Linked DNA regions of Mus musculus: region 2 is linked to region 1. A link is a loop called in an ENCODE intact Hi-C map of the cell type or tissue named here. Cell type or tissue: left cerebral cortex. All regions are shown on one strand. Links, peaks and the distances in the headings refer to the core of each region. The heading gives the core; the rest is flanking DNA.

Region 1 (5,384 bases), core at 299-5,298:
AATGAATTCAAACTCTTAAGAGAAAAAGACTGTGTTATCTGAAGGCAGAGATCCATTAGATGGAAGCTGCAATAAACTTTCTAAGCCTCCACCCTAGAGAGTCTGACACTGTCAGCAGACCACCACATAAGCAAATTGTTAACACAAATGAATTGTCATAGATGTCTGTGATGTGTGTGTGTGTGTGTGTGTGTGTGTGTGTGTGTGTATAGGTGAAATAATATGTTTCTTATTGCTTCTGTCTCTCTGAAGAATCCTAACTAGTACAACCTCTCAAATTACTTGTTTTCACACGTGACTCCAAGAGAATACATGTTGTAGCTGCCTGCAGCTACACAAACCGAGTTCCTGAAAGGGAGGCTGGGGCTTCATGGGAGAAAAAAGGTGAGAGAAATAATGAGACCAGGACAAAGATACTGATCAAGGCCCAAAGTTTACTTAAGAGTCTGAGCTTAAAGAGGGGGGAACCCCATCCCCCACCACACCAAGAACTCTTTTCCTAGGGATAGTGTCTGGAAAACAGGTTCAACCTCTCAGCAGGTAGTGGTGTCTAGGAGGAAACCGCAGAAGTGGCAGAACAATAGACCTATCTAGGTCAGAAGACTCCACCCTAGGTGGCCTAGCTCACAGTAGCAGAACAGGTCTGAGCCAGCCTGCTCAAGGCTGGGGGAGGCTACACCATGTCACAGATAAATACTCTATAGCAGAAAACAGTGAGATGACTAGCTAGGGTCCTAGTATTATTTGTAGCTCAGGCTACTCATTCTCTTTTGACACACATGTTGATTCAATCTTACTGCATTTTCTCATCCAATATATGCAGCCTCCCATCTCCCTCCACCAAAGTATTCCAGTGATCAAAGCTGAAAATGGAGTGTCACTCCAAAGGCCCAGATCTTATGATAGTCCATCTTTCCCCAGGTTACTCTTAAGCTTCTAAGCCTATCATGGCTGGGCCAAGCATAGGTTGTACTCTACATTAACAGATTAAAGAAAAGGAGAGAACGAGTACCTCTGGGCAAGATGAAACACCTCAAAATCTCTCACTCAGTTGGCTCTGGGGCTAAGTGGCAAAAAAAAAAAAAAATCGTCACAAAACTGATGCTCTTCCTCCTGAGATCCCACACATAAGCTTATTCAAATATTTGCCAAAGTGCTCACAGATGCTGCAGCCTCTCTCTAGTTCCAATCTAATGGAGGCCATTGATTTAGGGAAGTGGATTTACAAGATAAACTTGACCGAGATGGCAAGCTGGTTAATAGTAGCCAAACAAGCTACTGCAGGCCCTCTGGCCAAACTGGACTTCTTCAGACTATCCCCTGGGACAACACTATCTGCACTACCCTGAGTGGCTTAATAGATGGTGCCTTGAACAGGGTCTGCCTTTAGTCTTAGCAAATTCAGTCCTACCCCATGCATGTTACAGTCTTGCATGGTAAACAGCTGCAGCCTGGCAAGAGAGGAAGACATGGAAAACTGCCCAGGCAGCAGGCTTAGTGAGAAACAATGAGAGTTCACAAAGCCTTTGTTCTAGTTTTATTTCTGTTGCTGTGGTAAAATACTCTGACAAAAAGCGACTGAGGGCAAACAGGGTCTGTTCTAGCTCACTGCAGGAAAGCCAAGGTAGAAATCTGAAGCACATACTCACATCACACCCAGGAGCGAATAAATTAATGCATGCATGCTTTTATATTCAGCTGCCTTTCTTAGACAGGCCAGGCCCCAAATCAGGGAACATGCCAGCCACTCTCAGGCTGAGTCTTCCCATATCAATTAAAGTAACCAGGGCAATGGCCACAGGCAAACCTAATCCAGACAATCCCCTATAGAAACTTACTTCCCCAAATGAGTCCAGGTGGTGTCAAGTTGACAGTTAAAACTACCCATTACACTTTAAGAGAGGAAATATTTGAGCTCTATCACACCTGTCTTCAATCTGCCACCTTGTTAGAAGGGCAGCAAAGATGCTTCAAACTAGTACTTCCAAGTTGATTCCTTCTCCGACAAAATCCATGCAGTTCACTAAGTTCACTTTGATAAGGCCATGACTACTGAAGGAAAAATCATCCAGGAATGAGAACAAGCGCCTCATCCCAGAGCTTGTTCCCATCCCAGCCTCACTACTCATTCTCTAGATGGTACACCCAAGGTTGAGGACCAGACAAAATCAGGGTGATGGTACAACAGGATAACTGTTCTGGTGTTCAGGTTTGCTACAATCTGTCAGTTCACATAGTCTCATGTATTCTAACAATACCATGAGTTATGCACAGGTCTCTCAGAGCCAATGAATCATGGCCATTAGTTGAATTTGAACCCTGCATTTCAGTGGGATTTAAAATAAAGTCACCCAAAGCCAACATACCTGTGTAACATTAAGGCAAGAGCATAACCAAAAAGAAAGAAAGGAAGTGGGGCTAGCAAGATGGTTCAGTGAGTAAAGCTCAAGTCTAACGACCTGAGTCCCATCCTCAGATCCTAGAGTGGAAGAAGAAAACAGACTCCCAGACTCCTGCTCGTCATCCTCTATACATGCACCATACACCAACGCATGTTACACACACACACACACACACACACACACATCCATCTTGGAACAGAAGTCTTTTTTCCCATCAATTTATTTATTCTTTACATCCCAATCGCAGCCTCCCTCCTCCTAGTCCCCATTTCACACAATCCCTCTCCCCTCCTACGCCTAACTTCAGCTCTGATGGTCTTGACTCCAAGTTCCCCCAGGGCAACTCCCAATAGCCACACATGCTTCCTGTGTAAAAAGAACAGGTTTTATCAATAAGAATACTAAATAGTAAGATAAATTTGAAACGAAGATAAAGAATTATTCTATGTAGGTATGACTCATTCAACATTTAGGATGTATTATATCAAGAAATTCTTTGTTGCTCGTCTAAAAATCATATTAATGAGGTGTCTAACATTCAGTCAGGCAAGCTTGTTTCTTTGGTCCACATGATGGCTGGTACTTGCTGCCAATAATGGCTGACAGAGAAGACAGCATAATATCCTGTTTTACAAAAGTATAAATACTACAGGCTGCAGCAGCAACCTTTGTGTCATTTGGGGAGGACGTTTTCACCATAGATAAAACCTATGCCTCTGGGCTGCAAAAAGGACCCAGTCCCAGAGGGGTATAAAGCATGTTAGCAGTTAGAAAACAACCCCAGGAGAGCCAGGACCTTCGCTTAATCTACCGAATATTTTATTCATGTTAATTCATAACAGTGTCTTTAAACCCCTGGACTAGAATTCAAGAACAGTCAGTGTGTGTGACAGTCATTATTCCTTAGAGACACCCTCTGCCACCAGCTGGGCACCCTTCCTGAGTTCTTGGTGCCACAGCGGCCTCCAGTGGTTTCTTTGAGGAACCACATGCTGTCTCTGCCTCTGAGCTGGAGCTAAGCCCAGAAAGCCAAGGCTGAAGGCAGTGGTGCCCCTTGGCTGCTTCTGAACCTGGGTTATGTGGCAGGTCCGAGCCATCAGAGCCAAAAGGCTCCAATCCAAGTGCTCGCCCTGGAAACAAAGCACTTCCCTGTTGCTATAAAGCACAGACCAGACAGGTTTGTATTTCATCCTTCATTCCATCGTCTAACATATCTGCTGACCCAATTTTACAGATGTTCTCTTCAAAACGGACTTGACTTTATGAATATTTTTCTATCAAGCTGTGGCAATAGAAATGTCAAAAAATTAAGTCCTTTAAGTAGGACAAGCAACTGCCCATTCAGTCTAAAATTGATTCTTAACCAACCAGTTGGTTGTACATAAATGAATCTTGGGGGAGGGGGCAATTCACTGAAATTAGTAGCCCTCCCCCATCCCATCCCACCTCAGTCCCTCAGCATCGGCTTAGTAACAGTTTCGCTTCATTTCCTATAAAAGGCCATACCTCCAATCCATTATTGAAAACATTCCCGTCCCATAACCTCCTTCATTTTCATATATGTAGCTCAGGGCAAGAGGTTCTCTCTCTGCCATGGCTTCCCTTTGATTTGAAAGCAATACAAAGAAAAAAAGGAAATGAAAAATCTAGCACGGAAAGGAGAGTGCTTGATCCTTACGCACATGTGCATGCCCTCCAGTCACATACAAAGGCAATTTTCCAAACGGGTGGTTGCCAGCCTTCCCCATTTTCCAGGTTGATTTTCTGGCAGCTCCACAGCTTTGAGCCAACTGCTCTGCACATCATTTTAGCTAAAATCTACCCCTTGGTCATAAAGTATAGGACAAAAACATTGTGAAAGCTGCAGCAGTCCTTATAGGCTCCTACACAGAGGACTTGGAGGTAGGCTTCTAATAGACCTGGCAAACACAGCTCTGATAGCTGCTTCAACCTGGCCAATTAATTATGCTCTTGGTCAAGTCACTTACCTCCTCTGGACACTAGCTCCCACTTCAGAATAGGGAGTTGAGTGGAGATATCCTCCCAATTCCCAGTTAGTAATTCCGACTATGCTGCCTTTGACCTGCCTCGAGCACTTTAAAAACAGTTCCTTTCATTCATTAATTTAGTAGACATAGATGACTACATGTGTCAGGCTCTAGGTTAAAGGCTTAATGTAGGAGAATGGGTAAGAAACAAATCACTGCAAGGCAACATAGATTGCACTAGAGGAAAGACCCAGAAATCTGAATGTGTGGGCCCCACTGAACTGGAATGGGAATTTGGGCCACGTCTTTGGAGGTCAATTTGGCACTGGAGTCCATGTTTCTAAATGCATATGCTGTGTTAAAAGCTCGATGGCTTTAGTTAATATAAAAAGAAAAGCTGTTCTTTTGTGGTTCATATTGTTTGGGGCTGTTTGCTTTGCTTTGATTTGATTTGCTTTATTTTGTTTTTACTGAGTGACTTACAAAATCCCAGGAAAGGCCAAAGTTTTAGACCTCAATATTGGGCAAGAACAAAAGTGGTCAGGAAGCTGCCAACAGCTACCATCAAAGTCACAGACACAAAAAAATATTTAGCAGCAATACTCATTGCTGCTGCTGAACAATGGTAGCCACCATTACTACAGAGTCATGCCACCATTGCTTCCTACTGCAACCTCGAGGAGAATTTAGGTCACAAGTCACATACCTGCCCTCTGGTCCCCAAAAGAACTCCCTCACTGGCATGTCCAACCTGTGGTCCATGGGCCACATATACCCAAGGATAACCATGATTGTGGTCCAACACAACATCATAAATGTACTTAAAACAAGCTTTTGTGATATTAAAACACAGATTGTATGGTTCTCTAGCATGAACTGTTGACAGCATAGTCTCATTACAATGGCAAAGGAACATGAGCATCTGCCATTTTGTGCCTCCACCCTAGCAAGTGGGCTCTGCCTCCTGCCCAACAGGACAATATCAGGAGTTTCC
Region 2 (5,384 bases), core at 222-5,221, 1.5 Mb before region 1:
ATATGATTAAAAAGTACTTAGCTGTATATTTATAGTTGCATAAAGCAATTCCATAACAAAAAGAATCATTGGTCTCCCTGTGTGGTTTTTGTTTGGTTGTTTGGTTGGTTGGTTTTCCTTTACAGAGGAAAAAGGGTTTTTTGTTTAGTTCATTAGATATGTGTGCAATATAAAAGTTTCTCTTTATAAACATTTGTTAAAAGAGAGAAGTTTTTAAAAATGAAAAATAGAAAGTAAGGAAGGAAAAGAAGTAATTCATTCTAGGGAAGTGACAGAAATCTTCAAGGAAGACCACAGATCATGTAAACATGAAATGTTTGTGAGAATAAAGGAAAAATGAGTTGTGGTGGTTCATTTTATGTGTTGTCTGGGCAAAGGGGTGCCCAGATAGCTGCTTGCATGTGATTGTGGGTGTGCCTATGCAGATCTCCCAGGAGAAGATTTGCATCTAAATCAGTAGGCTGAATTTAGTCTGAGGAATACTGAATGGCTGAGAAGCACCTGAAAAAATGTTCAACATCCTTAATCATCAGGGAAATGCAAATCAAAACAACCTGAGATTCCACCTCACATTAGTTAGAATGGCTAAGATCAAAAACTCAGGTGATAGTTGATGCTGACTAGGATGTGGAGAAAGAGGAACACTCCTCTATTGTTGGTGGGATTGCAAGCTGGTACAACCACTCTGGAAATCAGTCTGGCAGTTCCTCAGAAAACTGGACATAGTACTACCTGAGGACTCAGCTATACCACTCCTGGACTTATACCCAGAAGATGCTCCAACATGTAATAAAGACACATGTTCCACTATGTTCACAGCAGCTATATTTATAGTAGCCAGAAAGTGAAAACAACCCAAATGTCCCTCAACAGAAGAATACATACAGAAAATATGGTACGTTTACATATGGAATCCTACTCAGCTATTAAAAACAATGACGTCATGAAATTTGCAGGCAAATGGATGGAACTTGAGAATATCATCCTGAATAAGGTAACTCAGACTGCAAAGGACATGCATGATATGTACTCACTAATAAGTGGATATTAGTCCAAAAGCTCAGAATATCCAGGACACAATTCACAGAACTCAAGAAGGCTAACAAGCTGAAGGGCGCAACTGAGGATGCCTTAATCCCATTTGGGAAGGAGAAGAAAGCAATCACAATGTGGGGAAATGGGGGAGGGATCTGGGTGGGAAAGTGGATAGGGATGGGAAGAGGGGAACATGATCAGGTATTGGGAGGCTGGAACAGGACTGAAGCCTTGAGGGCCAGCAGAAAGAATGGAAAGATGCAACCTCAGGAGGTAGTAGATGGGAGGGATCTTCCAGAGTGTACCAGAGACCTGAGAGGTGAGAGACTCTCAGGACTCAAAGGAATGGGCCTTAGATGAAATGCCCTTCAGTGGGGAGAGGGAACTTGTAGAGTCCACCTCCAGTAGAAAGACAGGACATCAAGTGGAGGAGTGGGGTTGCCACCCCACAGTCAAAAACTCTGACCCAGAATTGTTCCTGTCTGAAAGAACTGCAGGGACAAAAATGGAGAAGAGACTGAGGGAAAGGAGATCTAGAGACCGGCCCAAATTATGATCCAGCTTAGGGGGAGACTCTAAGGCCTGATACTATTTCTGATGCTTACAAAAAGGGATCTAACATGACTGCCCTCTGAAAGACTCAACAAGCAGCTGAAAGAGTCAGATGCAGATATTTGCACCCAACCAATGGACAGAAACTGCTGACCCCTATGGTTGAATTAGGAAAAAGCTGGAAGAAGCAGAGGAGGAGGAAGAAAGAAAGTTTTAAGAGATGGCCTTAGTTTCTTTGCTAGAAAGATGTAATAAAATTAGAATCAAGAATAGAATGTGCCTAGTTCCTTATAATAGTAAGTAAAGGCTGAATAATAAGAAATACAATGAGCTTTCATAATTACAGTAAAAAGAGAAATAGGCTTAGGACAAATTTGTGTCCAAGGAAAAACATTTAGGTCCAAGGTTAAAGTCATAGTGTGCACTATGATAAGACAAGGTCATGTGAAAACTGCTTCGAACTTATAATGAGCATATAGAATGAAACACTACTTTGAACTTTATATCAACATCCTTCTGTAATTCCCATTTTATATAACATTTTAACTCTGAGGTTATTTTCTGAAGGACATTTTGTCTCAAAAGTTATAAAAAGGCCAGAGAAAAGACAAAGTTGGTTTGTTGGATGGTTTGACTTGGGGATCTCTGCCCCATCTATCTAAACACCATCCATCAATATGTATATGTCTGTTTGTCTATATGTATGTGTGTAGACTTATGTGTATATGTAAGCATGTATGAATACTTGTGGAGAGTATTCTCCCAGCAGGTGGTTGGGTCCAATGAAAATGTGAATGTGTTAATATGTGAATGAGAATGTAAATGAAAATGAAAATGTATATGTGTCTGTGCATATTTGCTTGTATAAAACATCTTAATTCTTTTACTTTCTTTCCCTTCTGGTTCACAAAGACTTTCCCAGCCTGGCCAGCGAAAGGCTTCTGGCTGCCTAGCCAGAAAAGTGAGCCCTAGCAATAAATCCTTTACCCAGGCTCCCCACTATTAGCAACGAGTGTCAATAGATCCAGAGACATGCAGCTTCTGTCCTCAGAGTAGCTTCAAGTCAAGATAGGCACACATTATTACAGAAAGCAACCTTACTCTCTTTTGCAAGAAGACTTGGCCCCATCAATGAACTACCCCCCACCTGGATGCTTCAGAGAGGATGCAGCCTGGGGCTGAGATCCCAGCAGAAGAAAAATTTCCTAACCTTAAAAAGAATATGTCCATAAAGGTATAAGAGGAGGCTTACATAAAACCAAATAAATTGGAACAGAAAAGAAATTTCCCCTGTCACATAATATTCAAAACACTTAACAGAAGAAAGGACTACTAAAAGCTGAAAGGTAAAAAGGCCAAGTAACATATAAAGGAAGACCTATCAGAATTTTATCTGATTCTCAAAGGAGATTTAAAATCCAGAAGGGCCTGAATAGGTGTCTTTTATATCACAAGAAACCATAGATGCTGGCCCAGACACCTATACCCAGCAAAACTTTCAATCTCCAAAGATGGAAAAAACCAAACCAAAACAAGATATTCCATGAAAAGTCAAATTTAAACAACATCCTTCCACAAAACCAGCCCTACAAAAGGTGCTAGAAGGAAAACTCCAATACAAGGAAGAAAATGGTAATGGAGGAGAACCAAACATGACTGGTCTAAAAAAATCAGTGAAATAATTTCTATGATATTCTGCTATACTCATAGACCAGTGCCTTGTCTAGTTGTCATCAGAAAGGCTTATTCAGGCAGCAGATGTGAACAGATGCAGAGATCCATAGTCAGACATTACGTGGAGAGAGAGAGAGGGAATCTAAATTGGAGGTTTCCATTGGGTCCCTCCCCTTGGAGCTTGGGAATTCCAGTGGAAGAGGGAAGGAAAAGAGTGTATGAGTTAGAGGTGATGGAAGACAGCAGAACAACTTGGCCTACTGAATCAACTTAGCAGGGTGCATATGGGCTTACAGAGACTGTAGTGACAAGCATGGGGTCTGCAGGAGTCTGCACCAGGTCCTCTGTGTATATGTTGTGACTGTTAGCTTACTGTTTTGTGGGACTACTAACTGTGGAAGTAGGTGCATCTTTGATTCATTTGCCTGCTCTTGGGGCTGTTTTCCTCCTCTTGGTTTGCACTGTCCAGCCTTGATATGAGGTTTTTTGCTTTGTCTTATTGTATTGTGTTTGGTTGTTGTCTCTTGGAAGCCTGCTCTTTTCTGAAGGAAGACAGAGGGGGACTGGATCCAGGAGAGAGATGAGGTGGTGGAGGGGTCTAGGAGGAGTAAAGGCAGGAGGAACTGTGCTTGGGATGTATTGTATGAAAGAAGTATCTATTTTCAATTAAAAATAGAAATTTAGATTTTATGCATCACAATGTATCTCCAGTATGTTGCTGGAGAACCTATAATTACAAATGGTCCTTTGCCTGCTCTTGGGGCTTGCATGTTCTTAAACAATGTTTAGGTTTATAAACAATAAGCATAGTCTTTTCTAGCATATGTTTTATTTGTATTTAAGTAGATTAAAACATTTTAATAAGGCCATGAATTATGAAACATGTTCCATTTACATTAAAATTTGAAATAAAATATGAGCCTTAGGGACGAAGAGATGGCTCAGTGTGTTAAAACACTTGCTTCCAAGCCTGAAGACCTGAGTTCAATCTCCAAAGACTACATGAAGCAAAGAAAGAAGTGCCTCTTTCAAGTTGTCCTCTGACCTCCACCTGCACTAGGGGTGGCACATGCACTAGGGTGGCACATGCACAACACAAAATAAATAAATTTAATAAGAATGTGAGCTCTAGGCCTCAGCCTCAGAAATGGCTGGGGTCATGCTACAATGTTGTCTAATTGTCTTTTTTCTTTTGCATTCTTTTTTTTAACTTTTTTTTAAATTAGGTATTTTCCTCGTTTACATTTTCAATGCTATCCCAAAGGTCCCCCATACCCACCCCCCCCCCAATCCCCTACCCACCCACTCCCCATTTTTGGCCCTGGCGTTCCCCTGTACTGGGGCATATAAAGTTTGCAAGTCCAATGGGCCTCTCTTTGCAGTGATGGCTGACTAGGCCATCTTTTGATACATATGCAGCTAGAGACAAGAGCTCCGGGGTACTGGTTAGTTCATATTGTTGTTCCACCTATAGGGTTGCAGTTCCCTTTAGCTCCTTGGGTAATATCTCTAGCTCCTGCATTGGGGGCCGTGTGACCCATCCAATAGCTGACTGTGATCATCCACTTCTGTATTTGTTAGGCCCCGGTATAATCTCACAAGAGAGAGCTATATCTGGGTCCTTTCAGCAAAATTTTGCTAGTGTGTGCAATGGTGTCTTTTGCATTCTTGTTCCTGCCCCGAAGAACCTGTTGACTGACTGAGCTGGCTTGGTCAGATGGCGCCTCAACATTGGAGTTCCAGGAAGCAGGGTACAGTGAAGGATGCTGCAGGAATTGGAAGCTTGTGCAAAGGAAAGTAAAAGAAGATTTGGGCCAAAGGAGAATAAACCTCATAAGAATGGGGCAAGGACAAACTTTATATGCCCCAGTACAGGGGAACACCAGGGCCAAGAAGTGGGAGTGGGTGGGTACGAGAGTGGGGGTGGGGGTAGGGTATGGGGGACTTTCGGGATAGCATTTGAAATGTAAATGAAGAAAATATCTAATAAAAAATTGGAAAAAAAAGGAATGGGGCAAGGTAATGGTAGTGTTTTTGTGTTTGTGTTTAGAGTTATGCTAAAATCTAGAGAAGAGAAGATAATTCTCATAGATGCTTTTTGTCTTTGGACCCTGACTAGAGAT

Evidence for each region. Hi-C counts contacts between places; a loop is a spot of excess contacts. Peaks named below come from ENCODE experiments on the same cell type or tissue, not always from the same donor. Only the 100,000 strongest peaks of a DNase experiment are listed, where the experiment ranks them.
Region 2: a loop joins it to region 1, with 17 times the contacts of the local background. A loop is called at or near these places in 8 of 42 quality-filtered maps.

The regions. Positions count from the first base shown.
Region 1 is chrX:70,327,281-70,332,664 of GRCm38, forward strand. No RefSeq gene overlaps it. Among named protein-coding and RNA genes, the nearest start is that of Ids, 35 kb to the right of the region's middle. In left cerebral cortex, for the core only: a CTCF peak has its summit at 3,364 (motif pointing left); DNase peaks (open chromatin) are centred at 1,426 and 3,362.
Region 2 is chrX:68,840,507-68,845,890 of GRCm38, forward strand. No RefSeq gene overlaps it. Among named protein-coding and RNA genes, the nearest start is that of Gm6812, 50 kb to the right of the region's middle. In left cerebral cortex, for the core only: no CTCF peak of the experiment used is centred there; no DNase peak of the experiment used is centred there.